Linked DNA regions of Mus musculus: region 1 is linked to region 2. A link is a loop called in an ENCODE intact Hi-C map of the cell type or tissue named here. Cell type or tissue: left cerebral cortex. All regions are shown on one strand.

Region 1 (2,500 bases), 100 kb before region 2:
TTGGCGTTACCAGGAACGAAAAGAAGTATATGTAGTTTGATGGTTTGAACTCCCGTAGGTTGGAGCCCACCTATGGGTGCTCACATCCAAGACACAGTTGTCTTTTCTTTTATGGAAGGGGAGTAGAGCAGGGGAGCACAAAGGCAGACAATTGCTGGTGTTCTTAAGCATCACACACCCACAGAGGATGTGAAAGGATTCAGTTGGGCCAACTCTTCCTTCCCACTCCCAGACAGTGGGTGCTAGCACCTGTAGGAATCACCCACTCCTGTCCCCAGTGAGAGTCAGTCCCACGGGAGCTGCTGAGGTTTGTCTGCTCTTTGTGTTTCAGATATGATAGTTTGCAAAGTAAATTCAGCTAACCCCTCCTCCATCCCCTCTGCAAGCTGTGCCTTCTCCCAAGCTCATCACCTTCCCCAGGGCCATCATTCTCATCCATTGAGCTGCAAACTTTAGTGGATGAAAGTGAAGTCGAGGAGCCGCCATGCTGAGAGATCTGGAAAGGAACAGAAGCAGAAGAAGAAAAAAAAAAACCTGGGTCAGAATGAGGGAGCCTCAACACACCATACCCAGCCCGGAATCTCAGGAGCTAGTGTTGCCCCATCCCAGGGAGAAATTGGTCTTTAAACTTGGAAAAGGAGGTCTTCAGAATATCTAATGAGTGCCACAATTCCCACCCTCACGAGTAGCCAATAAGATGAGCAACTAGGAGAGGCTAATCGTTTGAACACTGGACTGCTTTTCTCAAAATCAGCACCCTTGAGCTCCCGTTTGCCAGATTTTAGATGTCTCACTCTGTCTTCTATTCTATCCTGAGTCAAATGTAGTGCCATTCTGGCTTTATCTGCTTTTTTTTTTTTTTTTACTTTGACAAGATCAAAAATGTCTCTTAAGTTAGTTATAAATATTCTACAAAACAAAAACCCAGCAAACAACTCAGCTTTAGCAAAACTTTAAGAGAAAAGTAGAAGAGTGGGTTTGCCACTCTCCGCTTTGAGATAGAGATACACAGTAAACCTGAGGCCAACTTGGCATGTTCCTTAATATGTCTGAGAGAAAGGCAAAATTAAAGCCTAGGTCAGAAGAGTCTCCTGTAATTCAGGCAGGTTTGACTGAAGACCCATGTAAGCAAACAGGGCTTTGACTACAGTGGGAGGGAAAATATTTAATATTAGAACTGACTGGGTACAATATTTAACAATGGAATGCTTCCGTCTCCACCCCTACTTCTTGAGAAAACAATTTTTCACACAGTTATGCTATTTCTAAATAGTGAACACAGCTCATCCTAAAAGTTCTTCCTTCTGTTCCCTGGGTTTATCCACTTGGTTGGCCTGATGGGAGCAGGAGGCGGTGAGGGGGCGGCATTGGCTCATGGTGCTGGCTGTCTGTGGAGCAGAGAGAAGGGAGAGCGGCTGTAGTTGCATTTATCACGAAGTGGTGATGAGAAGCAAACTTGACCTACATTTCCTCTGCTTACCCGTCTCCCATTCAACCTCCACCCGGCTCCATCCAGCTATAACTGAGCACAAAAGGGGCAGAGAAGTTGTATGTGGCTCATACCCAACAGCCTCCTGCACAGAAAACCCAAATACCTTTGTCTTCATAAGACAGATCTATGTAGTTGAGGATATACCATGTACCCACTCCAGGGCCATCTGAGGCATTTCCTAAGTGACGAAGGGACAAAGATGGATATATCCCATTGATGAGTTCATTAATGTTGACAGTTGATAAGATTAGAATGGAAATTATAGTATTGACAATACCTCTTCTTCCTTATAGAACATTCTAGAAGTTTTGATATTACTGTTGTATACCCCCTAGTGTGATACAGTCTACATAATGTGCCTTGAACTTCCACATATCACAAAAATATTCCCTCAATACACCTGGAGGCCTGAACTCATCTGCTCTTATGTAGCCTCTGACTGACTAGGAACACAGGTATGTCACATCCCACAGCAAAGATCCTAACTTCCAAACAGAGGGCTCGCTTTTCTTTTTCTTTTCAAAAGCACTATAGTACAGAATCACAACCCACCATGTCGGAGGCACTGTCAATGTATCAGCTTCAAAGTCACTCGCTTGACTCTCAAGAATTCCTGTTTGTGAAAATGTTATCATATCTGTACTTATCATATCTCTACAGAAGGCTGGGCCACGGCAGGTTTATTACATCACAGGCTGGAGAAAATAAACTTTAACATGGTTGCACTGGAAGAGGTGTGTACTTTTCAGAACAGCAAGATTCTTGGTCTCCTGCATCGTTCAAAATGCAATGGCAATCCAGACAGAAAAGCACTAAATAAAATGGGTAAGCTGGAGAACGTCTCTTCTGGGCTTTCTAGCCCTGGGTTTTGTGGGTTTTGTCGTTGTTTGTTTGTTTGTTTGTTTCTCTTGGCATTGCAAATGGTGTTGCATAGTGTAGATATGTCATGGGTTGTAGGTGGCAGGTGCTACCTTATATTGTATTCCATAGTTTACAATCCAAAGACAT
Region 2 (2,500 bases):
AAATGCCCTCCAGGTTTGCCTGTAGCTCTTGTGGAAGCCTTACTTATTTGAGGTTCCCTCTTCTCCCAGCATGGTGCTATTAGGAGTTAGTACAGGTGCTTCCTGGTGGCAGGTCCTTAGGTTACTCAGGGCACAGTGCACCCTCAGCTCCTCCCATCTTCTTTGGGTCCCTAGTCACAGTTGTGCTTTCCCTCGGTCCCACTGTGACTGACACCCAGCTTTGTCAAAGATCCCAAAGCGATCACCTATGTACTGAATCCTCCCAAAGTGTGAACCCAAATCAACGTTTTCCTCTATAGAGGTTGATTATTTGTTAGTCACAGTGATGAGAGCACTAAATTACACTATGGTGGTATGAACCCCAATTTGTAAATGAAGCGGACAGCCTAGGATGGAGTAGAAGACAAGAAGGAATTTGAATCCAGTTAGAATTCAAATGCGGGCTCTTAACTGCCAATCTACAGCAAAATAAGTCCTTTCAAATCTACAGAAACCTGTACCCTGGCATGTATGTCTCAGACATTTCAGTTGATTTAACAGTTATGTAAGTAGTTATCACATATATGGTATATTAACAGTATAAGCAAGTGTCTAATAAGAACATTTTTTTTCCTTTAAACTAATTTGAATTGCTTCTTTGGCTGGAGGAGAGTGCATTTCTTTTTCTAGCTATGAATTCGCGTCTTGTCTTCTCCATTGGCTCATCATGCCAGTGCATCCGTCTCAGGAGACAGATGTTGTACAGAAGAAACAAAACCATGCAGGCAAACACGGACTTCCTCGGCTCTGCTTCCGGCCTGAGTCGCTCCGCAAGGGCAAAGATTGAAACAAAGGCAGTAAAGGCATCTGCTGGTTACACATTTCTAAATCGGGACCACGGAATCCATTGCCCCTCACTGGAGTGTGGTCTCCATGGCAACAAAGATAGCAGGAAGCTGGCCTATATTCTTATCAGGGAGCCTTGGAGAGGAGATTTTCTTTACAAGAGCGCCCTCTACACACCAAATGGAGGATAGACCTCAGACATTTCTGGATGCTGAGAGGACCCTTCAAATGGTAAGAGATCATTGCAAATAAAATAAAATAAAATAATAAAATAAAATAAAATAAAATACATAAAGATAAAATAAAATAAGCCAGTATAAAGATGAAAGCCAAGACATTCAGTCCATTTACTGAACGCACTGATTACGTACGGTACAATCCTTTAACTTTCTTTCCACTTTTCCTGATAGAGTAGACATAAAAGTTCTGTTGCTCATGTTTTAAAGATCTGTTTTCATTTTATTGATGTGTATGAGTGTGTGTGGAGCTGGAGCTTGAGGTGGTTCTGAGTTGCCTGACAGAGGTGCTGGGAATTGAACTTTAGTCCTCTGCAGACACTGTTCCCTGCTGCTGCTCACATGAACTTCTACCGAAGGAAGAGAAACACTTTTTGTGAAGTTAAAAAATGTTCTTTCCTTGTGACTTAAGAGGCTGCATCAAAAGGGATTCATAATTCACCATTGCAAACAGCTGTCAATTAAAACGTGGTATATACAGGCTCCCCAGGACCCAAAACAAAACAGAGCCAGGGTGTCTCTCTCCATTTCATCCCACGCTTGGCCTCTATTCTGTGTTCACACTCAGTGTTCTTATAAAATATGGTGTTGTAAACCAGCTATTATGAGCTTTCCTCTTTATAATCAGTTATGAAATGTGTCTACAATTCATTATGAACTCACACAAAAACTTTATAAGGTTATTTTCATAAAATAAATCATCGTTGCATTTTTATTTTCTCATTACTTTGATGATAACCTTGTGCAAATGGCAACAATTTTATAATAATTCTTCCTAACAAAACTTTCAACTTAAAAAAAATTAAACATTTTCATTCCTGGGCTGGGGGGTGGCACAGTTGGTAGAATGCTTGCTGTATAAACAGGAGGTCCTGAAGGAATCTAACTTAGGACTGGTGTATAGTAAGATCAGCATAGCCTCTTGTGCTCCTGGGATCTCAGAGCTGGGGAGACAGACTGAAGCTTTGTCAGTCTGTCCAGTTGACTCAGTGAGCTTGTAAAATAAGGTGGAGAGTGGTTCTGTGTGTGTGTTATGTATATGTGTATGTGGTGTGGTGTGGTGTGGTGTGGTGTGTGTGTGTCTATGGTCTGTATGTATGTGATGTGTGTGTGGTGTGGTGTGCGTGAGTGTGTATGTAGTATGCATGGTATGTGGTGTGTGGTGTTTGTTTATGTATGTGATGTGCATGGTATGTGGTATGGTGTGTTTGTGTGTGTGTGTGTGTGGTGTATATATGTGTATGTGGTGTGGTGTGTGTGTGTGTCTATGGTGTGTATGTGTGTATGATGCGTGTGTGGTGTGGTGTGGTGTGTGGTATGTGTGTGTTTGTGTGTGTGCTGTGTGATGTGTGTGAGTGTGTATGTATTTGTAGTGTGTGTGGTATGTGATGTGTGTGAGTGTGTATGTAGTGTGCGTGGTATGTGGTGTGTGTTTTTGT

The links. Hi-C counts contacts between places; a loop is a spot of excess contacts. Peaks named below come from ENCODE experiments on the same cell type or tissue, not always from the same donor. Only the 100,000 strongest peaks of a DNase experiment are listed, where the experiment ranks them.
Region 1: it touches region 2 in a loop (3-fold over the local background); 9 of 42 quality-filtered maps call a loop at or near these places.

What each region holds. Positions count from the first base shown.
Region 1 is chr3:55,475,801-55,478,300 of GRCm38, reverse strand. Dclk1 (doublecortin-like kinase 1) reads right to left here. Exons shown (of 17, transcript NM_001195538.2): 7 at 412-496. It overlaps Gm31443 (a long non-coding RNA gene), which reads left to right. Exons shown (of 2, transcript XR_003954477.1): 2 at 2,153-2,500. Among named protein-coding and RNA genes, the nearest start is that of Gm31443, 6.1 kb to the left of the region's middle. In left cerebral cortex, no CTCF peak of the experiment used is centred here; DNase peaks (open chromatin) are centred at 267 and 1,378; H3K27ac peaks cover 670 bases.
Region 2 is chr3:55,372,261-55,374,760 of GRCm38, reverse strand. All of the region lies in intron 3 of Dclk1 (doublecortin-like kinase 1), which reads right to left. Among named protein-coding and RNA genes, the nearest start is that of Gm9831, 30 kb to the left of the region's middle. In left cerebral cortex, a CTCF peak has its summit at 988; a DNase peak (open chromatin) is centred at 869; H3K4me3 peaks cover 436 bases; H3K27ac peaks cover 1,219 bases.